6 separate regions of the Homo sapiens genome follow, and regions 1, 2, 4, 5 and 6 are each linked to region 3. A link is a loop called in an ENCODE intact Hi-C map of the cell type or tissue named here. Cell type or tissue: A673. All regions are shown on one strand. Region 1 has its middle 340 kb from the start of LINC01249. Region 2 overlaps DCDC2C (doublecortin domain containing 2C). Region 3 holds the start of SOX11 (SRY-box transcription factor 11). Region 4 overlaps LINC01304 (long intergenic non-protein coding RNA 1304). Region 5 has its middle 320 kb from the start of LINC01248. Region 6 holds the start of LOC105373401 (a long non-coding RNA gene).

Region 1 (4,000 bases), 700 kb after region 3:
TTTCTTTATTAAATTGCCATTGTTATTTGCCAAAGATTAGTAACTATATTTATGTCATTCTATTTCCACACTCTATTATTTTCTATCAATCTATGTTTTTGTTTGTTTGCTTTCCAACACCATGCTGTCTTGATTACTGTAGTGTCATGTCTTGACATCAGGTTGTATCATTCTTTCAACTTTGTTCTTCTTGAATGTTTTTAGGTATTTTGGGTCTTTTGTTTTATCACATAAGCTTTAGACTCAATTTGTAAATATCTACAAAATAGCTTGCTGGAATTTTAATTGCAATTACGTTGAATCTAAAAATCAGGATGGTAAAAATGGACTTTTAAACAATATTGAGTTTTTCAATCCATAAACACAGAATATGTCTCCTTTTATTCATGTTTGATTTTTTTTTTGGTTTTTTACATATATAATCTGTACTTAATTTCACATTCCCATTGCTAATTTTTCATATGTTGAAAAGTGATAAACCCTATATTAACCTAGTGTCTTACACCCTTGCTAGAATCACTTATTAATTCCAGGAGTTTATATTTCAATTATTTGGGATTTCTACATGACAGTCATGTCAGTTGTGAATATACAGAATTTTATTTATGTATTACCGGTCTATGTATCTTTTATTTCCTTTATCTCTAGGACTTCCAATTCAATGTTGAGTGGGAATGATGAGAGGAGGCAACATGAACATTTTTGACTTGTACCTGATCTTAGGGGTAAAGTACTCAACTTGTCACCATTAAGTATGTTAGTTATAGGCTTTTTGTAGATATTCTTCAAGAATTTAAGCTTGCTTTATACCTATTTTTCTGAAAAAAATTTAATGTAGATGAGTGTAGCATTATATCAAATGCTTTTCCTGAATTTTTGCATTAATTTATATAATTACATATTTTTTGTTTGGTCTGTTAATATGCTAGATTACATGAATTGATTTTTGAATATTAAATTAGCTTTGCATACCTAGTATACATGCCACTTGAGCAAGGTATACATTACTTTTTACACATTTTTAGTTTCAATTTGCCAATATATTTTGAGGGCATTTTGCATATAATCTCATGGAATATATTGGCCTGTAGTTGACCTTTCTTGTAATGTTTTTGTTTGGTTTTGGTATTAAGGTAATGCTCCTTTTACAGAGGGAGTTAAGAAGTATTGCCTCTGCTTCTGTTGCTAAGGGAGTACATGAAAAAGAATCATCTATAACGTTCAATAAATCTAGAAAGAGCAAGTCAGGAGAAATATTATATTTCTTAAGTTTTCTTTTCTTTACATTTTAGTTTGGGAAGTTTCTATTGACTTATCTTCAAGCTCTTCAGTATCAGATTTTTTTCCCTGAGATGAATCCAGTTTACTGAGGACCCTATCGGTGCTGTTCTTCCTTTTAGTTACGATGTTTTTATTTCTAAATAAATGTTTTTTTATTCTTTCTTAGAATTTCCGTTTATCTGCTTATATCACCCATTTCTTCTTCTATGTTGTCCACTTTTTAAATTAGAATCCTTAGTACATGAGTTACTTTAAATTCCGTGTGACAATTTGAAAATCTCAGTCAACTTTTGTAGCTTGCTTTGTCTTTTCAGACTGTTTTTTCTTGCATTTTACCAGGCCTTGTATTTTGTTGTGATTGTTGTTCAAAGGCAGATGTGATATATCAGGTAGTAATAGAAACTGAGGTAAACACCCTTTTATTTACGTACTTATTTTAATTTTTTTTTTAAGAGATGAAGATCTCCCTGTGTTGCCCAGGCTGGTCTTGAACTCCTGGCCTCAAACAATCCTCTTGCCTCAGCCTCTCTCGTAGTTGGAATTACAGGCAGGAATCAAAATGTTCGGCTAAATAGGTTTTTAGTGTGAGGTTTTATGTTAATCTGGCTAGGAGTAAGGCTGTATTTAATGTTTGTTGTATCTGTAGGTGCCAGAGGGCCCAAATTCCTTTAGTGCCCTTGTTTTCATCTCTTTTGTTGAAACTGAGCTTCCCCTAAGACCTCCTCCTTAAACAGTCTGTGACTTTTAGTTCTTTGAACTGTAATCCACTGTTATCATACTGGAGCCCTGTTGCTGCCATGGTAAGGTTCCAGGAAGGGGAAATGTTCTATAATCATAGAATCACTAATCTTATGAGTAAATCTCAAGCTTTTAGTGCACCTGAGTCCTTGGACTGTGACCTTCACAAGTGTTTCTTAGTTTTCATTTCCCCGTGTTTGGCAAAACAGTGAGCCCAAAGAGATCTGGAGTGAAGAAATGCCCTTCCCTGACTGGACCAAGGCTCTGGGATAGTTTTTGTTTGGGTAGTTGGCCTTTGTCATGTAGAATACTCTGTACTTCACAGATGGTGCTCTTCCCCCTAGAGAGGAGCAGGCTCTTCTTCGTAGGACCTTTCTGAAGAGAAAACGGTGCAGTGCCTGTAGGTAAAACCCATGCAAAGTGAGGGATCCCCTAAAACCGCAACTCCCCCTGCTGTCATATCTCAGCCTCCTGCTTTGACACACGTAGCCTCCAGCAATTCATTAAAATAACCAGTTAGAGTTTTTACTAGTTTATGGCTCCAACAACTTCTGCTCCAGGTAAATTAATCTCAGCTGTGATTCTCTGTATTTACTTTTCTTTTGAGAGTTCAGGATGGTGATTTGCAACCTCAATTCTCTGAAGAATACAAAAAAAGTTGATTTTTCAGTTTGTTCAGCATTTTTCTTTATTATTGTAAGGATGAGAGTACTGACTTCCAATCTCTTTACATATGAGAACTGTGATGGGAATGTCTTATTCTTTTCTAAGTGCTTTATCATTTCCCTGTGCTTTGCAGCAAGAAGTTTTTATTAAAAATTTATTTAAAAATAAAAAATAAAAATAAAAAAATAAAAATAGTTGTGTCAATAAAACATTAAGTAATAACTTGAAAACCATTTTTCATGTCAGTGGCATTAGTTTAATGTACATTCAGAAATAATTGTAAATGGTGGCTTTGCTAAATCCCAAGCTGTCTTTTAAGAAGGTACGTTTTATGACAATCATCTTGCCTGAAAATGTAAAGGATTTAGTTATAAGACAGGGAGATAAAACTACAAAATGGGTTATTTCCATCTCTCTACTAAATGCATTCTTCTAAGATTTGAGGATCAACTGTGTGCCAGGAGCTGACTAAATGTTTTTTTGTGTGTGGTGGTGGTGGTGGTGTTGTTTTTGAGATGGAGTCTCTTGCTCTGTCGCCCCAGCTGGAGTACAGGGGCACGATCTCGGCTCATTGCAACCTCCACCTCCTAGGTTCAAGCAATTCTCCTGCTTCAGCCTGTCGAGTAGCTGGGACTACAGGCTTGCTCCACGGCTGATTTCAACCCATGACCTGATGTTGCCCTTTCCTTTTTGCAGCTTCAACATTGCAGCTAAGCAACATTCCTTCCTTGTAAGAGAACAGGACCATGAAGTGTATCTGTTCAGTTTACGGAGGCTGTGCATTGAGTGTCTTCGTGCCCTCTGCTTCACCTTTCGATGTATAACAGCCTAACTGAAATATAAGGAAATGTTATGTCTCCACCCCAAAGTGAACGTAGACGTACGTAAGATACATGTTAGCTTAGTATGCATGTGTGCAGCACATTTGTGGCTATTCATAGCTCCTCCTATAACCTGTTGAATATGTATACTTAGCCAACCCATGCAGCACAAATTCCTGTCTTATCCTTTCCTCCCTCAAAACACCTGCTTCTCATTTTCAGCCACGAGCTATGCTTCTTGCCTGCAGGTTGCTCTACCCGACTTTAGAATTAAAGCTCTCTTTTCTAAATGTACAGATTTTGTGACTTTTTCTGGTGACAATAACAAGAACTAGAAAGAGATGTATCATTTAGGGTTTCATATGCCAGGCAACTGAGTTTGGAAGGGATTGACACAGCTTTGTTTAATTGTATCAAATTTTATTTTTAGAAACCTGTACTCTTCCAAATACAGATCCAAATCTGAAGCTTAAGAAAAAACAAAGCAAAATATT
Region 2 (4,000 bases), 2.0 Mb after region 3:
TTCCTTAAATGCAAATAACTTAGAATTTGAGAAATATCTCTCTTTAGAGTAAATATAAATCTTAATTTAATATGTTTGTCACCATAAAGAGAGTCCATTTTCTCTGTTAAGGTTTTGTGGCAAAAGAGGCTTCCAATCAACCCAGAGTCCAACTTCTTCCATATTTAAGACGCTGCCCACAAGAAGTCATAAAAAGAAATGTTCCATGCAAGTTATATCAGAATTTATCCATGTGCTATTACAATTACAATAAAGATTTGCTACAATGTTTTCAACTATTGGTTTTCCTAATTGGTTTAGGCTGCAAGTTTTTCTAAATATAGATTACTAATAGGAATAAAAGTAATCAATGTTTAAACAAGGTCTTGTTATATTTTGTCTCAATTTTTAAGAAATTTAATTTATAATCTTATCCTGAGTATTGAGAAACAGGCACACCATCCCACTGCTGATGTAGCTGAAAATCAGCACAGTCTTCTTGAAGGACACTTTGGCAAAATAGATCAATGTAATATAAAGGATCAATAACCACTAACCCAGTCATCCCACACCATGAAATCCACCCGACAGAAAAGTGGACAAAGATTTAGAGGTGAAGATATTTCTCATAGAATTATGTATGAAGTCAAAAATACAAAATGTCTAAGTATGGATGACTGGTTAAATAAATTATGCCACAGCCACACCATAAATTATACAGCTGTTAAAAATTGTGTATGCAGAATTTATATCTACAGGGGAAAAACGGTCAGATATAATTAATGTTGTAGACAAAAACCACAACAGTGGGCTACAGAAAGAACACTAGGAGTGAAGGTGCCTTAGGGTTAATAGTGGTTGTGAACAGGAAAAGTTCCCTTGTCCCCCTCGCAGAGCGTGCAATGGGGGCGTGGCTCGCTTCTTCAGTGCCCCACTGCTCAAAACTCTAGGGGACATACAGACGGGCAGGCTGTGGGGCTCCGACCCCATGGCAGTATCTAGGGGTAAATGTTTCCAGCTCCTGAAGCCCCAGTGGGCCTGTGTTACAGGCTGCTCTTTGAGTTTAGCCGTCTGTATAGGTGGCTTGTGTTAATCAGCTCAATTAGACCCCTGCCTTGTTGCAAGAACAAAGGGCTTTGTATCCCGGGTTCTGGCCTTGGTGTACCAGAACAACTGGATCACATGTGGGCTTGGAGAATGAGTGCAAGGTTTTATTGAGTGGACGTAGCTCTCAGCAGATGGCGGAGCCAGAAGGGAGACGGTTTTTCCCTGGAGTCAGGCCTCTCGGAACCCCAGCACTCCTCTAACTGCCCCAGCCAAACTCTGTGTCGTTCTGCCGGTCGGCGGCCTGCCGGTGTGCCGGTGCCTGTTGGTGCGTTCCTCTTGACGTTCAGCCACTTGTGTGTTCCTCCGCCGATGTGCTCCTCCCGACGTCCAGCCATTTCTGTCTCTGCCTTGCCAGGGTCTCAAGCTTTTATAGGCACAGGATGGGGGCGTGGCAGGCCAAGGGTGGTCTTGGGAAATGCAACATTTGGGCAGGGAAACAAAAATGCCTGACCTCACGCAGGTCCATTGGGTGGCGCCCTAGCCAGGGACCATGCCCTCCTGTCCCCAGCAGTTCCCTTCCCCCTTCTGTATCATTTAAAGGGACTACACTCTTCCCAGCACTTCTATATCTGAGGGATGGGATAACTGGAGAATTTTATTTTATTCTTTATGCTTTTCTAGATTTCCACATTTTTATAAGCCTGTAAATAGAAAAATCTGTAAATTTTTTTGAATTTTTAAGATAAAAGAGAAGAAACAATAATCTCTGATTTATAAACTAGGAAATGGCAAGTTCAGAGGGAGAAATGGATTTCACACATCTCTAAAATTTGCTGGTTGAGCAGAAGAATGAACCTAGACCAATATCACCATGCCAGGTTTGGGGTCCGTGTTGTTCAGGGTCCGATGATCCATCTTCCAGGTAGCTGAATGAACAACTCCATCTAAAATACCCAAAAACAGTTTCCCTGGAAGTCTGTGATAGGTTGTGGATGGGCACACATCAAATCCCATCACTGGTAAATAAACACTGGTACATGTGAATTTTTGAATGCCTGGTACTCATTTTTGAAAGCACAATTTATATATGCTGATAAAAAACCATATACAAGATAAATTGGGTGGTTACAAGAAAAATGAAGGTACACAACAGTGCATGCAGTACACATATACCTATAAACGCCTGATCACGCATGGCCCATCCTAGAAAGAGACCAGAAACTGCAACGCTGGCTCCCTCTGGGGGAATCACTAGAGAACTAGTGATATAAGCTGGGAGGCTTTTTTTTTTTTTTTTTTTTTTTTTTTTTTCCCAGATAGACCAGCAGAAAAAATGTATTGCCCTTGGAGTGGGATGCTGAATATATCTCATCATATAGTTCATCTCAATTTAATTTCACTATCTCTCCTCTTTCTTCACACTTTGAATTCTCCTCAACTCTCTGCCAACAAAAACTTGCAATCTGATAGAGAAGTTGCACATACAATTATCTGTAATATAAATCAAACCCTTTGACAAGGGAGTAAAAACAAACATTAATTCCTTTTTTACTTTATTTCAATCTCATTGCTCAAAATGAATATTCAAAAATCAGGCATTTATCCAATCTGCCGTTAATGTGAAACACATTGATGTGAACTGTCAATGGTGCACTGAATTATTTATTTCTTACCAAATTTACCAAATTTCATCAGTTCAAATGTAGATTTTACTTCTTGTTGACTTATTTTTCTAACAAATTAGCAGTATTGACAGGCTGAAATTAATTTTATTTTTTTAATTTTTAATTTGGGAGACTTACTTTAAATGTATATCTCTTAAAAATATATATTTACCATTGGCATGAGTCACTCTGTTAAATAAGATGGTTTATTTAAATAAAAACTCTGAAGAGATTTCAAAAGGCATAAAACTACTTTGTCAATGCACCTCTTCCTGTGTTGCTACTTAATTTTTAGTAGTAAATAGGAGGAAAATAAAACATTTTAAACATTTTAAATAGAAAATATTTCAGATTGTTTAAAATGGGAAGTAGCATATAGGTCCAGGAATGGGTTTTGGTCAGGTGGGTTGGCGATGACAGCTGCCATTTCCTCAGCACTAGCCATGAACACTTTAGAGAGTCGTCTCTAACCTTTCCAGCAAATCAGTAAAGTGAGTCCTGCTCCCCCGTGACACAGAGGAAGAATCTGGACCTCTGAGAGGGTAAGGGGTTTCCCCAGGCCACATGGAGGCCACATGGAGAACCAACCACCCAGACCTTCCCCTGCATCCACCTCCCTCTACCCACTTATGTCTTCTCTGTTGAAAAGCAAGGTAGAAGGCATCAGAAATGTGCTGTTTCTCTCCGAAATACATTGATGATAGTAGGTGGGAAGAAAGCCAGGGTCGTTTTTGTTTCCATTGCCACGCTATCTTCAAATAGCCATGACCCACTGCAGTTGGGTAGTAAACGGGCCATGAACATATTGTGACATCCTGGGCTGGCCGCCTGCGCCCTCCCCTCATCCTGGGGTGAAGGTCGCCTAATGCTTGCTCTCAAGAACCAGGTCAAGTTCCAAGCTGAGTTGAACTGAAAAGTTCTCCACATTTGAACTCAGAAGCCATGGTCTTCGGGGCTGATTCTAGAACTAAATAGCTCTATCTCTGGACCTCTCATTCCCCCACTGAACTGTGAGCTCTCTGAGGACAAGCCTGCATCTGAATCTCTCGGTCTCCCCAGGGCCTGGCACCTGGGGGTACTCAGTCAATTCTGGATGGGCAGTGGCGGGGGGTACATGGATTGGATGGAGCCATTAGGGATCAAAGGAACAGATGAAGGTCTTACTCTCTTTTGGCCTCAATCTTCCATTTCCAAAAGTGGAATATGACTGCCTGCCTTATCTGCTGCATAGGCTTATAATGAAGGCAAAAGGAGGTTACAGGCATTTTGATTTGAAAAGGGTAATAAAGAGGCATTATTCTTTAAAACTA
Region 3 (4,000 bases):
GCCCGCGCCGCCGCCGCCCGAGCCGCTCACGCGCAGGCTGCCCAGCACGTAGTCGTCGCCCGCGCCCCCGTAGTCCCCGGACTGGGCCGCCTTGCCCGCGCCCGCCTTGGCGCCCGCGGCCGCGGGGGCCTTGAGCTTGCCGCATTTCTTGCTGGAGCCCTTGGAGGTCTTGGCACCGCCCGCGCCTCCGCCCGCGCTCCCGCCGCCGCCGCCGGCCGCGCTCTTCTCTGGGCTCTGGCTGGCGCTGGGCTTGGCCGAGGGGTCCATTTTGGGCTTTTTCCGGGGCCGGTACTTGTAGTCGGGGTAGTCGGCCATGTGCTTGAGCCGCAGCCGCTCCGCCTCCCGGATGAACGGGATCTTCTCGCTGTCCTTCAGCATTTTCCAGCGCTTGCCCAGCCTCTTGGAGATCTCGGCGTTGTGCATGTCCGGAGACTGCTCCATGATCTTCCTGCGTTCGATCTTGGACCATACCATGAACGCGTTCATCGGCCGCTTGATGTGGCCCGACGCCGTCTTGCACCAGTCTGGGTCGCTCTCGTCCAGGGCCACCGGGCTGCAAGCCATGAATTCGCCCTCCTCCGTGTCCAGCGCCTCCCGGGGCAGGTTGCTCTCCGCTTCCAAGCTCTCCGCCTGCTGCACCATGATCCGCTGCAGGGCTGGACGCTCCAACCCGGGCCGCTGGGTCTCGTGCGGAGGTCCCCCTCCCCCTCCCACCCCTCCACCTTCCTGGGCAAGTTGCAAAGTCCTCGGCACCCCGCTTTCGCGGCTCCCCCCCTCCCCCCCGCCCCCCCTTCCAGGCTGCACACAGCGGCTGTGGTGGCTTCGGCGACGACGGCCGCCGGCGCGGTGGGAGCTGCGGTCGCGACAGGAGAGGCGGTGGCGACGGCGGTCGAGGCAGCCCGGGACCCCTCTCTCCGGCTCGTGGCTCCTACCGCAAGCGCCGGACCCCGAGCTCTCCCAGGCGCGCGCGCTCCTTCTGCAAAAAGTTGAGGTCTCTCTCTCAACTAGTTATCAGGGTGTCATATGGGTGACATCACTCCCCCAGCTAGCCAATGGCTGGGGGCCGGCTCCGCCCATCTTCCTTTATTAACTCGGAGGCCCCGCCCCTCCACCCCGCCCTCCGGGCTGCTTTGCAAAGATGGGGGTGGGGGGAGAGGAGGCATGTCTAGAAATATGTTATTTTTAAAAAATCCGCGTGTGTGCACAGATGCGCCTGTTCCCGGGATGCTCGGAAGCGGCGCGCGGCACCACGGGGAGCGGGCGGCCCGGGGCGAACCGGGATGGTTCGGGCGCCGGCGCTAACCGAGGACCGGGTCCCGGGAGAGGCCCCGCGCGCCTTTGTGCCCAGTCCCCGGGAGGCCCGACGGCGACAGCGGACGGCGCGCGCTCACTCCCCGGGTGCACACACTCGGGCACGCGCCCAGCCTGAGACGGCGGCCTCCGCCCGGCTCGCGGTCAGCCGCGCCCGGCCTGCCCCGGGGTGGGCGCAGCTGCTCCCCGGCGAGCCCCTCGCGGGGCTCGGCCGCTCCCCCGGGTCGCCGCCCCGAGCCCGCCCGGTAGCCCCGCGGCGGCCCTGGCCGACGGAAGGTGGCGCTTGAAGACAGCAACCTTCCCGGCACGTGGGCTCTGCTCTCCTTTTCCCTTTCTCCCTTTTTGTAAGGCAAAGAAATCAATTTAAAGCTCGAGAGGCGGTGAGCTCCCTCCCCCGTTTTGCATTTTTCTGTTTTGTCCTTTTTCTCCGTCTGTTTTCCCTCCTCGGTGGTGTTTGGGGACGCGGCTGTGCGGGTTGGGCTGCGCCGCGCCCCCGCGCGCCCCGCCCCGGGCGGGGGCCGGAGTAACGGTCTGCGGGGCCCTCGGGTTCAAGCTGGCCACTCCCAGGGCTGGCTCCGGAGCGGGCTCTGGGTCCCGCAGGCTCCAGCAAGCCCGCGCCCCGCCCGGCGTCCCTGCGAGGGGCCCGGCGCCCTCCTTCCCTTCTCCCTCTGCTCCCCGCCCCTCCTCTCCCCGCCCCGTCCTCTCCCCGCCCCTCCGCCGCTCCTTTCTCCTTCCCAGGCCTCCTCTTCCTCTTTGTCCTTCCCCCATCCTCGGTCGCCAGCGCTTCTCCGGCAGCCTCGTCCTGAAATCGTGCGATTGTGAGCTAGAAGCCTTCTGGGTCACTCATAAACCAAAGAGAAAATAAGGTGCACTCGAGTTTCCCGTCTAAATATTTTCCCTGGAGATGGAAAGGTGCGCTGGCGGCCGGGGAGCCGCGACCTGGGGCGCGCTGGGCCTCGCAGAGCAGCCGCGGACCCCGGCGATCGTGCCGTGTTCGTCTCCTTTGTGTTTCTTTATTGAGTCCCTACTACCTCTACGGATATTCTGGGGGCAATTAAAGAAAATCACCGCTTCATAGGTATGGTCTGTCGCCACCCTCGCCTTCTCCACACCCCCCAGCACTGGGTATCTGGGAACTTTGAGCAGTTCCTAAGACACTGCCCGGATCCCTTCACCAGAGAAATCAGCCGTGTAGGACTGGGAAAATTATCCGAATCTGCTTCCTTTCAGGTGCCCTCCTGCAATTAATACTACATTTCTTAAGTATTGGATCTTCTCTGAGGATTCTAATATCATAAAATAATACCGTGTTTTACACAGATCATGATTTGAAAAAATTACCGCCATTGCGATAAGCCATTCCCGCCCCCGTCCCCCACTTCCCCGACTCATCCTAAAGAAAAACACTGCATCGAATACTTGGAATATTCAGACCAACTTAAATCTTGATAATGCTGGCAATTTATTCTTTCCAGGGCCATAGGAACCAAAAGAATTTACAGTCATTCATACTGGGTGACTTAAAGTCTGGAGATGTATAAAATCCAAGGCAGTGTGTGAAAACTCATCTTCACTCCCGCACGGCGAGCACTAGGTCTTGTTTTTCTCTTACAGCTCACACGTTTTTCAGCTATTGGGAACACCACCGGAGGGAGGGTGGGGTGGAGCACAAGGTGAACCTACACCCACCTCCCCACAACTGCAGGACAAATCCACACTCTAGAGAAAAGGATTGAAATATTTCAGCTCAGCTTCATTATTTGCTTGCAAAGTGTGAGGGCACCTACCATTTGGGCCTCGGAAAGAGAATGCATTTGAAAATCTTTGGCAAATTCCATATTGATTTGCTATCTTTACGCTATAGCAAAAATCATGCTTAGCTTTAAAATGAGAATGATCTGAATATAGTAGGAGTGAAAAATAATAGATTTTATTCTCATAGCGCTGCGATCTTTTTAGAGGAAATAAAAGTTAAAATCTGCTCTTTCGAACAAGAAATATAATTTCTGTTCAAGGCAACATGAGCCGTTTGTTGGAGAAGATAAAGCAAAGATTGGGATTGCTAAAGCAGGCACTGAAGGCGGCACAGGCGGGTGCTACAGCTGAATCCCCCCTGTCATGTAGGAGAGGCCAGGCAATTTTCACAAGAGATTAACTAGATTGCTATTTTGTAGCATGGACTCACCCCACATACTTAATGTTGTTAGACGTAGTCGAGTGAGGAATGAAAAAAATGATAATCTGTATACTTTATTTTTGCTCCCTAAGGGAAAATTTTTAAATAAGTATAGCATTTAAAAAAAAATATGGGAACATGTTTGAGAGTACGCATGCTTCTTACAGGAATAATAGTTACTTCTGAAAACAGATGTTTGCGCCATTAACAGTAACCAACTATTTAGAGAAATTTTAGGCTACCAAATAGAAAATATAGCCTTTAATAATGCACCTCTTGAAAACCTAATTTAGTAAAATGGAAATAGGTCTACTGTTTTTTAAGCCACTGAATGTATATCATAATTAGGATCATTGGTTATCTTTTTAGAGCCAATATTCACTCATTTTTGTGTGTGTCTGTCTATATACTTATTTATAAGCAAGATATGTAGTTTGTTTGTTAACCATAAACATTGTTGGATACATAATGTTCAGAATCTTAAGAGTCACATCTGATTAGAGGCACAAATGA
Region 4 (4,000 bases), 1.7 Mb after region 3:
CTGGGCGCCATGGCTCACGCCTGTAATCGCAGCACTTTGGGAGGCCGAGGCGGGCGGATCACGAGGAAGTCAGGAGATCGAGACCATCCTGGCTAACACAGTGAAACCCCATGTCTACTAGAAATACAAAAAATTAGCCGGGCATGGTGGCGGGCACCTGTAGTCCCAGCTACTTGGGAGACTGAGGCAGGAGAATGGCGTGAACAAGGGAGGCGGAGCTTGCAGTGAGCCGAGATCACGCCACTGCACTCCAGCCTGGGCGACAGAGTGAGACTCCGTCTCAAAAATAAAAAATTTAAAAAAAAAAGAAATGATCAGTACTTGAGGTGATGGACACCCCAAATACCTTGACTTGATCATTGCGAATTCTATGCATGTAGCAAAATATCACATATACCCCATAAATACATAAAATATTGTGTATCAATTTTTAAAAAGCAAGGGACTCAGAAATGACCAGGTGTTAGTTGGGTGATTTTGTGTAGGCCATTTAACCTCCATTGGTGCTCCAGCTTTCTCATCTGTAAATTAGGGAAAACTTGGAGCACCTCCTGGGACTGTAGTGAGAATTAAATGAAATTGTGAAAATAAAAGACTGAACACAAGTCCTGCGCAGAGAAAGGATTCAGTTAATGGTAGCCGTCACTCTTCATCAGCCTGGAATGCATTAGATTCAGGAAACATAAGTGCTCATCTTTTTTTCTCCCTTTAAAGTAGAGGATACCAAGATACAGTGAGGAATTAGCACAGCTCCCGCAGGGGAGGTGTGGGCAGGAAAGGAGGGCTGAGAAAGGAGTGGCCAGGGACTGTCTAACTGGATTCCTTCTGTTTCCTGCAGGTTGTACTCACATCATTGGTCTTATGGGGAAATTTTAAGACCTCCCACTTGTAAGGTTTTATAGCCCTCTATGGAATATTGAAGAAAGAGTAAAATGCATCCAAAAAAAAAAAAAAACACTAAACTGGATAAATTCTAAGGCCTCTTCAGGTCTTAAGATGGCCATTTTCTAGGTCCTCTTGCTGCAGCAGTGAAATCCACAAACACGGACAAGTCAGTCAGTTACGTGCCTTTCAGAGAAAACTTCTGACTTAGGAATTCCAGCTATTTGGCCCAACCCATATTAGATTGTGTTATAAAGACATGGTAAATTACATCACGAAGGGAAGAGCAGAGGAAACATAATATTCCTTCAAGACCCATCAGCTCAGATGTTAGCAGAACACCCCTAAGGAGGAAAACAAGAAATTTTGGGTTTGAACTTGGTACTTCCCAGCAGCCCTGGGAGTGGGGTCAGAAGCCCTGCTGGGGGCCAAAGAACTCTGAGGATCAAAGATGTTGAGCATCACCTTAGAGGCCAAAGATCAGAACAGTGGAGGTGGCCTTTGAAGCCCAACCTGTCTTTCACCAGAGAGTGAGAACGGCCTCTATTTCCAGGAAGCTCACTGCAGCAATAATCATGATGCTCTGAGCCTGACAAGGTGAGAATTTACTTTCAGCACCTGCAATAGTTTCCTATTAAAGTTACATATGAAACCCTGCCGTCTTGTACCAACTAATGTTCACACCAGCGTTCCTATTTTCAAGATAAATTGCAAAATAAAAACTCTTGTTTTCGTTAGCAAAAGAAAACTTCTTTAGGAGGATAAAAGGGAGATGAAGAAACAGAAAACACATCAGCTCTCCATCCAGATTACAGAAAGCAGAAAACATCCTGAAGTGAATAACATAGGAATCGCTCTTTTTCCCCCCTGAGATAGCAGGTTACTTATGAGAAACAAGCTTGAAATCTCTGCACCTGGACCAGCTTCCAGAGGCTTTTGTCCTGACCAGGTGAGAGGGGAAAAAAAAAAAAAAAAAAAAAAAAAAAACTGATGGTCGGTCAGTGGGTAAACAGTGACACCCAGTGGTCACTTAGATAACCAGCTGTGCATTCTCCCAATTCAACTATCCACATAGAAAAAAAAATGGTCAAGTAGTATGCATTTTGTTATTCAACAGATATTTACTGAATAACTAGAAGATGCTAGATGTTATTCTATTCATTTTATACCACTCTTCAAATTACGGATGTTTCCCCACCGAAACCGACCCTCACAAAAGAAAAACTATCTGGGGCCTTGGATCCTCTTTCAAAGGCTCAAGGTGAGACCCACGGAGAGGGGTCAGCAAATTCCAAAGGAGATGCAGGGCTTTTCCCAGGGTCACAACCAAATCAAGGCGCCACGTGGCAGCCAAGCACGAGTCTCCAGAGGCTTCTCTCAGCGCTCCCATGGGAAAGGGTTTGTGCATGTTGGGTTCAGGCCACGTGAGCACCGCGGGCGTTGATCGTAGTATTAATACAAGGATAATTGCTCTTCCTGGCTTTCTTTGACTAACCTCCATAACTTGGTTAAGCCATGTTATCTTCTACTTTTATGATGAGTAAATTGTCATTTTCATCATTTCTTTGTAGCTGGCTTTGGGGAAGTAAAGGAAACCAGAGAAGAAGAGGCTGAAAGAATTGGTTTCCACCGTGACCTTTGAACCCTCGGGCGAGTTGTCAGCCTCACTGAGGATGAGTGTACTCCATATCAAGTGAGGTCACTTTACTCGCAAGCTTGTTGTGAGGACTGAATGAAACCTTTTCTTTTTTCTTGGAGTTTCAGAGCAACGTCCCTGAGCCCAGCCCCACACTGGCTTGAGCCCTGTCGTCGGTCAAGACACGGTGCTTTCTCCCCTCCCCTCTGCACTCCAGCTTACTCTGCAGTCAGGAGGTGGCACCACGATCCCCTTTAAGACTTTGCCACTTGGGCCAGCTGCGCCCCTGTGAAATTCCCTGTTTCTATTGCAGGCCACAAGGACGAGCTGAGAAATGGCTTCCAGTCACCATCTAGATTAGAAAGCCTATATTTCAAATATAGATATATCAATTATGCCTGTAAAAAGACATTAAATCCCACAGGGCTGTAATTCCTAGACTCTACGAATTTCATCTTGCACCAAATTTTATTATTTCATTTATAATTCGGATTCTTCAAATCTAAGAGTGCCTGGCTCAAAATTAAAATACCTACAACTATGCCAAAACTGGACTCTTTAATTGCCTTACTGGAACCAGTAGCTGATTCAAAGCAAAACGAAACAAAATTCCTCCTTTCTCTGATTTAGTGAATCAATGATCTAACTGAACTCATTTTTGGACTGAGTTTGCGGCACTTGCAGCCCTGAGGGACACATTCCCCCACCACACTGAGCCTGCACTCCCATCAATGCAAATGAACATTTTGCTTATTCAGATTGGGGGGGTGAAGGAAGTCACAAAAGGGTTAATACATATGGCATTTCATTGTAATATGTACTCACTACTAACTAAATTAAAAGAGATGTGAGTTATTAAAAACTCCATCTTAAGAAAGTAACAGAAATCAGAGTTCAGATTCGTTGTTACTGAGTTTCCAACCAACACCTGTGAGTTAAACCTACGGCCACCCTGAAAACGGTTCATATTTTCAAAAGCTTCATCGAAGATGAGCTGCACTAAAGATTCATATTACATATCATGCTGCAATAAGAAAATCAAATAAGGCCTTTCCATATTCAATAATAAAGTTTAAAGAAAAGTAATATTTGTTTAGCCAGTTAGCCAGAAATTAGATGTATCAGAATACATCATTCTTTGAGCATTTTAGAAAAATCAGGGTATTTCTACATTGTGTTTTTCTTTGTAAGCCCTCAAAAAATATAGAGAATATTCTTGAAATTATAGTGTTTGTCTTCTGGAACAAAAAATACTAATCAAGGAAATCTACAAATTTAATGGTTTATTGAGTTTCCACAGGAAACACTGTGTGAGGAGGCTGAGGCTTAGAAGTTCAAAAACTAAAAGGATTGTTATGATTTCGATAATAATATCTTATGTCTGCACAACATCTGAACTCAGTTCTTTCCTGAGGTTCTCTCATTCTTCAAGCAGCCTCTGAGGTAGGCAGGAGCGATAATATCGGTTCCATTTTACAGTTA
Region 5 (4,000 bases), 320 kb after region 3:
ATAGGGTCTAATGGTATAACAAAAGTCGGAGTAAAAATAGAAAGTCTCGTCGGGTGGCCTGGTCTGGGTAAGCTTCCTGCTTGAATCAGAATTCAAAAAAGTCCTTCAATGAGGGGAAGGAAGGGCTTGGTATTTGGGATGTGGGAGGATACTAATGTATATGTACACACACACGTGCGCACACGCAGGAGCACCGGGGAAAACAATGAAGAGGAGAAATAGAATGAGAACCTAACAGGCTTGCAGTGAGAAGCTCAGTTGGAGAGGAAATGGGGGGAGGAGTAAGAATAAGGTTATTTTTTCTTTCACGTTGGGTTGGAAGCTGTTTAAAGGTTTGCTTTCTACATTGGTGCTTTTATGGGAGAACTGGACTTTGGCACTGCTGTGAGAGCTTTGTAGCACCATAGGAAAGATAAGCGCCTGCCTCTTCCGGGAAGCATTTGAACTGCTGGAGACCGTAGAAGGACCACCTTGCAAAGGAAAGGGATTAATTAATGGCTCAAGAAGTCAGGCAGGCTTCGTTTTTTTTCTTTTTTTTTTTTAACCTCGAAGCAGGCTACTGTCTAGAAAGAACCTGCAACTGTAGCCCATCTGGATTCCAAGCTTTGCAGAATGGATTCTGTGAATGTTAGGTATCTAATGGCTTTCCCTCAGTTTCTTCGTTTGTCAAGCGACCTTAAAAATAATTTCCCAGCCTGTTCTACAGGACGTGTTTAAAAGTGTCTGGCAAGTGGTTAAAATAAATCCGTAAACTCTTCTCTGCATATTTTTCTCTGTATTTGGAGAGCTACCCATTTCATCTCTGTCTTTGTAGCAAGTATTAATAGAACAGTGGCATGAACAGAGGAGGTGCTCAAGTCAATGCTTCCTGAGAGAAACATGAAAGGAAGCATCAGGGAACCTTTCAGGAGTTTCAGCTTTCATTTCCAGAGGCATGGGTGAGAATACTTCCTTTACTCCTCAAAGAAAGGCCTATGATAGAAAACATTTGCAGGAGAAATGCTTTGGAAGTTCCGCCTTTTTCAGAAACAACTTTTAGGAGGCAATGTTACAACTTCAATTTCATTATACCCCAGAATTTGTGATTTCTGAGGACACCTACTCTTGGTTTTTAAACCTGATTTAAAATAGGTGACTCTTGCATTTAATCACAGCAAAGCTTAAGAAAAAATACATCCTATTATTTTAATAGGTGGAGATACCTATGTTAAAACATGCAAATATCTGCAAGATGAATACCTGAAGAAAGAATATGGTCTTAAAAAGTTAGGAATCTTGTAAGGATACTAAAGAAAATGTACTTTTAAAAAATTACTACATGAGAAAGCCTTCTGTCTTTCTTATTTCTAGTCACATTTTTCTTCTACTGAGAGGTGACACATTGCATTGCACCAATAGTTTTGAGGTCTTAATTCCATCCAAATTTTCCCACATTTGGGAAGTAATACACAACTTTACTTATCTTTAAAATCCCATAGGTAGTTTCTTTAAATCTGTGTAAGTACTATCCTCTTTGTAAAAACACATTTAAGACGAAAGGAACTCTGTGTATGTATTATTCATTAATTCACTCTCTTCTTTGGGTTACAAGTAAGAGGATCACCTAATTACCCTCATGTGCCGGGTGTACAGTGAGCAGTGCCTCCCACAATGCAGTCACAGAAGTTAGAAAACATGTTTCTCCTCTGGGATTGTTTCTACAACTTGGGCTCCCTACAGAAGGGCAGGATGACCTTTGGGGTTCTTGCTTGGAAATGTTAGATAAGGCTCCTAAAACCAATTTTCTGAATGAACTCCAATCCCATGGAGTCTAAATCCATGCCATGGTTTGGTGGCACCCCGGCCCCCTGGGAGAGAGGAGCTTTGTCCCAAGGAAGACAAAGCCTGGCGCATTCTCTCAGGGAAGACTCAAGGCAAAGAGTTCAACAGCTCCTGTTGTTTCTCCTGGGTCTGGACAAGGGGCATTCTGTACCTGTGGCTGACAGGCAGGAAAGGGATCATCTTTCCAGCGCAGCACTAGGGCTGTGGGAGGACGTGTAAAGTGCACTTAAAAAAATAATCATTAGAGGCCTGTAATAGGTGTCCCCTTTTGGAACTTCGATGCTGTGATGACCGTTTAAGGGGAGAAAAGTGTGGGCTTTAGAGCTTCTTCGCTGCTTCTCACAAACACAGGTTCACTCACAACAGCCGGAAAGGGGTCTTTTGTAAATAAGATGTTTCACTTTTGTTGTTGGAACTGCAATGTCTTTGCTTTGCGACATGTGCTCTTTCCTTACTAAACTCCATGCAGGAATGCTGGAGATTCAATGGATGGGTTTTTCCTGTCTCTCTCTCTCTTTCTCTCTCTGGTTTGTTTTTGTATTTCAATTTTTAACTTGATCTGAATAGCTATTCCACAACAGTATGCGGTAAACATTATTTGAAGTTTTATTAACTACTACATACATTGTTTTTTGTAAAGTAGTCTCTTATGCTTTTTAACCGTAAGTTAAATAATTTGTTGTTTGGCCCATATGTGTTAATAAGGTGTACTACTGTCAGAGACAGGCAGAAGCTCCGGACTCCAGCCTCAAACCCTCTCCCTGACACTCTCCCTTCTCATGGAGTTTGGAAAATTATTTGCAGAGCCTTCAAAGGCATTCATAATGCTCAGTATGTAAGATACTTACAGATGTTAGAAATAGAATGACATATAATCAGGAGAGTTCCTGCTTCACATCTTCTCTGTCTTAATGCTTTCATTTGTGATTGCCAAAGTGTTCACAACTTTTAGCAAAAGAAGTATTGACACAATCTGCATATCAATGGAGTTTTTCTTAATATGAGCAATAAAGTTATTAAAATGCTGGTTAAAATGCATGATCTCCAGTTCCATTTCGCAGACATGTTTTTAGCCTCTCAGGGGTGAGAGATTAAGCTCCGGGGCATTTGAGGGCTTCAGCAAGGAGTACATGGCTCATTTCAACTCTGCCCTCACTGCTATAAACAACTTTAAAAATTCTGGTTCAGACTCAGTTAACGAGCGGGAGTCAAGTAAGAAAAGAGTAACTTACCTCCATTATCTCTCTTTGAATGGTTTTTCCTTACAGCGCAATCAAATCCACATGGGATGACAGTTTTCTGTCACAGAGGGCATTTATAAAAATATGACCGACACATAAAAGAAAATCTTAAAAGTGATTAAACAACTGGCAATTAGTACTAAAAGAATAGCATTTTAGGCATGCATACAATTCTTCACAGGAGTACTTGGATTACTTCAGCTTATAATTAAAGGAAGGTTCATTTGCAAAAACACTTTGAAGTATATCATGTTCTTCTTTATTTATTTAACCAGCAAGTATTTTTTAAGCACTTGTATTAATACATAGTTACTTTTTTTCTTTTGTGATTCTTCACCTCCCCCCACTGAACTATAGGCTATAATAATCACTGAGCATTGAAGCACTTGAAGGAAGTGTCAGCTTCATTGGGTTAAATACTCTGATTTCATTAAGAGGAAACTGAGGCTCTGAGAAATAAGTGGCTTTTGAGGTTTACAATGTAAATCATTGGCAAAACCGGTGTTTTTTTCATTATGTTTCTTTTTATTAATCACTACCTTGTCTTAATCCATACTATTTCTATTGTATACCTTTTTCCCTTGGGATTTTGGTCAACAGAAAGCTTTTGAGTTGATAGATGGGAACCCTTAGATTCTAGAATTATAAACCAGCAAGATGGTGGACGGTTAGATTTTAGAAAGGGAGTTTGTTGTTGTTGTTTTTGTTTGTTTTTTATTTTTAAGAGACTCCTTGCCACTCTAATAACATGCACATTTCAACTAGTGTTCAGGAGACAACACTCTCTAATTTCGTATTCAGCCCTAAGAAATGGGAATAGTGAGATTTCTAACATGGTGATAGAAGCTCTGTGTGTGTGTGTGTGTGTGTGTGTGTGTGTCTGTGTGTGAGTGTGTATGTGTGCAGGTGTGTAGGCATGTGTGTGGTGTGTCTGTGCC
Region 6 (4,000 bases), 620 kb before region 3:
TTCTTACAGAAATGAGGGTAGAGCATGAAGGCTTGATCTCCACTTGTGCAAGATTAGTCAGAAAATGAGATGTTATAAAAAGGTCTCTAAATAATTTTTGTCTTGGTTCCAAATGTGTTTGTCCAGTTTTGAGTTTTACAGCAAAAGAGTGAGCCCCAAAAGTAAAAACTCAAATGGTGTTTTTATTAAGACTGCTGAAAATATTTAGACATAATTCAGAGCTCTGTTAACACCTTTATGACAAATTATAGCACAGAAACAGAGAAAGACATCCTTCCCACTTTACCTAAAACCATCTTTTAGTTCTTCTGCCTCTGGCCCCCTTTAATGGCAATGGATGTGAAAGGAACCCTCATATTCAGAGAGGTATAGTTATACGGCAGGAGTGGCAATTCCCAATAGAAGTGGACTTGGTGACCAGAAGAATGTGACATGTCTTTCTGAAGCAAAGAAATAAAAAAAAAAAAAAAAATTTAACAGTGGCCAACCACATGGAACCCAGTGAATGCGCATGACAGCATAAGAGGAGAGGAATTTCTGGGAACCATTTAGTTGTAGAATGAATATATAACTGAAGAGGATCATATGAGAGATACCTCCTCACCCAGAAAAGCCTAGGTGAGGGGGGCTATGAAGGTGACTGTACTCCTGCAGCAAAGTTTGGAGAAATGCTGGTAAAATTGGTAAAACTAAGCATGAATAACAATGTTTTTAGTATATTGAGGTGATTTAAGTTAAAACACTGATGCTAATTACATATAAACAAAATTCACTTATAAAGATGTTTACATAGCCTAAGGCACTAATGAAAGAAAGGAAAATACCCAGTAGGAATGTGCTAGTTCTATTCATGACATGTATTAACACATCGTGTCATTTTTTTCTAAGAAAAAATAGGGGAAGGGGCATATGTAAAATCACAAAACTCAAAATTTGCTAAATCAACAAACAACCACAATAGCAGCAGCAGTCTATAAATGCTCAGGATAGTAATGCTATATAAATTCAGGGTCTAAAACTCAGCCAGAGTCAATTTGGCCCTCTACCTGTTTTTGTAAATAGTAAAACAAAGTATTTCTTGGACAAAGCCACCGTCATTACTCTATGTATTGTCTATGGCTGCTTTCAAAGTACAGTTGAGCAGTTGAGATACAAATCATGTGGCCTGCAAAGCCTAAAATATTAACTATCTGGCTCTTTACAGACTTCTTTATGGCAAAGATAAAAGAAGTTTGTTCTTTATTTTGTTTGTTAGATGTTTGTTTGCATATTGGCATCCACACTGTGATATAAAGATCAGGCTAACCTCCTAGAGTCCAGAAGCAGCTGCACTGGGGATGCAATGCCTTACATGTGCTCAAACCCACAGTCATCCTATTTCTGTGGCACAGCTTTTGCTTATGTGATGAAAAGTGAATTCTGGTTTGTGCTTTCCTCCACCTTCCCTGCTCCCATCTGCGTGCTGACAAAGCATGAAAATTCAGTGAGTGGCTCCCAGTAGAGCCAGTCACTGCCAAGGTGAATGTCGATGACTCTTTGGGAAACTCTCAGTTTAATACGGCTGCCCTAGTCCATGATCAGTTTCATGCAGTGAGCTTTTCCAAGGCTCATTTCCCTCACTGTGAATGGACTTCCCCATTGGGCATAAAATTTCAGAGGAAAATCAGTGGAACACAATCAGTACTAGTTAAAAATGCAGATTTCTGAGACCCACCCCAGAGCTGCTGAATCCCTGGATTAAGCCAGGAAATCTTGGGTGGTGGAGGTGTAGGGGACAAAAGCGTAGTGATTCTGATCTAGATCTCTAATCCATATTTTGAGAAACACTGATCCATAGAATCATTTTCAGCTACAAAGCTTCACAGCTCTATGAACACTTGGCTTGCTTTGCATTTTATTTCTCAAATCATTCTCTATGCTTCTATTTCTCTGTCTTTCAAAGCTGGAGAGTATTCACGCAGTGTAAGATTCAGTGTTGAAAAGATTTCTACCAGTTGAAATTTGTGTTATTATATTTGTTTCAGGCATTTAATCCCTGTTGAGACTCTAAGCATGGGCAGCTGGATCCCTATTCCAGGTGCTACGCCTCACAAATTGTTGACATCTTTCTTCTCTATTAGATACCAAAGCCCAGCTGCAGCAGAACTAACACATCTACTCCCAACATTGAGCCCTCCACTTGCCTGGGCGACCACCACCGAGGATGGGAAAGGATGACATTGGAAGGGAATTTGCAGCCCTCCTGATCTCCAGGCAAGCATTCTTTGTGGTTTGGCTAACTCAAGTATATGAGTAGTGATTTCTTCTGAATTAGACAGACTTAAATTTTGCAAATTGCATCCTAGGAGAGAGAAAAGGGATCAGAAACGTTGAATAATTTATAACATTTCCTGTCAGGAAACCATTGAGGTTTTATAGAAATATGGAGACTCCACCCCCACATGGCTTTGCCTAAATGGATCTTGTACAGTATTTAAAGCCCCACTCAGTAGCTGTTGGCCCCAGAACATTTTCTATGATATCTGTCTCACCTAATTAATTGCTTTCAACCCTGAATTCCATTGCTTTACTGTCTCTAGCATTAACTGAACTGACACTGATTAACTGATATTCAGCATATAGGATATCAGAGTCGGCAAACAGGGGCTTCATAAATAAACACATGATCTTTGCTTCCCAGGAGTGTGTGACTGTAAACAAGCACATAAACAGCAAAGAGCTTATCCTACTGTGCCCAGTGAGACAGGGCACACATTTCAGTTTCCCCACTGAACTGAAGACAGGAGGTCAGGGAGCTCCTGTATCTTGATATTTTTGTTTCTATCATGGCTCTTGTCATCTCCCCTTGGACAAGAACAAGTGCCCAGCACATCTTGTATTGAATTGAGCTGAACTCCAATTTAACCTTTTCCTTTTAGAGATCAGGAAACAGTCATAAGCATCTGAGTTTGCTCATCAGAAAATTCTTGTTCATGATTCTCAACGTCAAAATTGTGTTTTGTCACCTTGGAGCTTAAGTTCAGCTCCAGGAAGAAATGCAAAAGGACTTTGACTAGTTTCTCTCAGCATGGAAAGGTTCACAAGCTTTCCCACTACTCTGCCACCTGGGATTCCCACATTATGAAGATTCACATTCCACCATCTCCTACCCTCAGGAATGTTTCCTTCCCTTTCTAACTTCTTCTTTAATAATCGCTTGTCCTGTGGCCAGTTTTCTCGGAACTCACTCAGCAAATGGTCAAGGAATATGATAAATTGATAGGAAGATCTAATGAGAAGAGTATCACTTTCTCACATCATAGGTTTACATTTTGGTAGAAGCTTTTTTGAAGACAGAGATGTTTAGCAAATGGTGAAAAACTAAACAGACAAATTTCAGGAATGTAAGAAAGATATTTTCAGATAGCTTGATATCCATCTTACATGCAGTCTGCCCACTCTTGTTACTTCGATTGCATTAACACTTGCTTTTAAAAGTAAAATTTAGTCAGTCGCTTTTTAAGAAATTAAGTTTATGTTTAACAAAAAGCCCATGGATTTTTATCCTGGAGGCCTTCTTTATTCATCATAGTATAGTATTAAATCCTTCAATAAAAATAACATAGCATTAAAAGAGACTATATCAAACTCTTATAAATCAGATTATGTTTTTATATTGTTCTGTTATGTGCTTTTAGGCATGTTTCTTCAGAAATAAATCTCACTTCAACATACAATATTTTAAAATATAGTAAATATTACACATGACATTGTTAATTGAACAAAAATTGTAAAAATTAATACACAATGAATCTAATGAAAAACATCCCATTCACCTTTTCTTTGACAAGTCAACATTATATCTGATATCATGGATTGTGTCCAATTTTGGAACTGAAAGAACCTCAGTGAATTTTAAATGGCATTGACTTTTATAGATGAAGAGCTTATGGATATGAAAAGGCTTTCCCAAAGAAGCCATGGAGTAGAATCCAGGTCTCCCAGTTCGTGATCAGTCTTC

Evidence for each region. Hi-C counts contacts between places; a loop is a spot of excess contacts. Peaks named below come from ENCODE experiments on the same cell type or tissue, not always from the same donor. Only the 100,000 strongest peaks of a DNase experiment are listed, where the experiment ranks them.
Region 1: it touches region 3 in a loop (4-fold over the local background); 5 of 110 quality-filtered maps call a loop at or near these places.
Region 2: a loop joins it to region 3, with 4 times the contacts of the local background. A loop is called at or near these places in 2 of 110 quality-filtered maps.
Region 4: it touches region 3 in a loop (5-fold over the local background); 2 of 110 quality-filtered maps call a loop at or near these places.
Region 5: it touches region 3 in a loop (7-fold over the local background); 5 of 110 quality-filtered maps call a loop at or near these places.
Region 6: it touches region 3 in a loop (3-fold over the local background); 2 of 110 quality-filtered maps call a loop at or near these places.

What each region holds. Positions count from the first base shown.
Region 1 is chr2:4,994,015-4,998,014 of GRCh38, reverse strand. No RefSeq gene overlaps it. Among named protein-coding and RNA genes, the nearest start is that of LINC01249, 340 kb to the right of the region's middle. In A673, a CTCF peak has its summit at 2,475 (motif pointing left); no DNase peak of the experiment used is centred here.
Region 2 is chr2:3,736,878-3,740,877 of GRCh38, reverse strand. All of the region lies in intron 3 of DCDC2C (doublecortin domain containing 2C), which reads right to left. Among named protein-coding and RNA genes, the nearest start is that of DCDC2C, 35 kb to the right of the region's middle. In A673, a CTCF peak has its summit at 2,256 (motif pointing left); a DNase peak (open chromatin) is centred at 2,237.
Region 3 is chr2:5,689,364-5,693,363 of GRCh38, reverse strand. SOX11 (SRY-box transcription factor 11) reads right to left here and starts at 980. Exons shown (of 1, transcript NM_003108.4): 1 at 1-980. The coding sequence starts at 642. It overlaps LINC01248 (long intergenic non-protein coding RNA 1248), which reads left to right and starts at 2,246. Exons shown (of 5, transcript NR_110580.1): 1 at 2,246-2,389. It overlaps LOC124908052 (a long non-coding RNA gene), which reads left to right and starts at 2,401. Exons shown (of 2, transcript XR_007088653.1): 1 at 2,401-4,000. In A673, a CTCF peak has its summit at 1,618 (motif pointing right); DNase peaks (open chromatin) are centred at 343, 1,053, 1,643 and 1,963; H3K4me3 peaks cover 3,117 bases; H3K27ac peaks cover 2,892 bases.
Region 4 is chr2:3,957,395-3,961,394 of GRCh38, reverse strand. It overlaps LINC01304 (long intergenic non-protein coding RNA 1304), which reads left to right. Exons shown (of 3, transcript NR_037881.1): 2 at 839-1,479; 3 at 2,454-3,740. Among named protein-coding and RNA genes, the nearest start is that of LINC01304, 15 kb to the left of the region's middle. In A673, CTCF peaks have their summits at 1,703 and 1,903 (motif pointing left); DNase peaks (open chromatin) are centred at 764, 1,084 and 1,764; H3K27ac peaks cover 3,146 bases.
Region 5 is chr2:5,371,319-5,375,318 of GRCh38, reverse strand. No RefSeq gene overlaps it. Among named protein-coding and RNA genes, the nearest start is that of LINC01248, 320 kb to the left of the region's middle. In A673, no CTCF peak of the experiment used is centred here; a DNase peak (open chromatin) is centred at 1,868; H3K4me3 peaks cover 432 bases; H3K27ac peaks cover 1,351 bases.
Region 6 is chr2:6,313,067-6,317,066 of GRCh38, reverse strand. LOC105373401 (a long non-coding RNA gene) reads left to right here and starts at 3,831. Exons shown (of 4, transcript XR_001739180.3): 1 at 3,831-4,000. In A673, no CTCF peak of the experiment used is centred here; a DNase peak (open chromatin) is centred at 2,406; H3K4me3 peaks cover 753 bases; H3K27ac peaks cover 1,946 bases.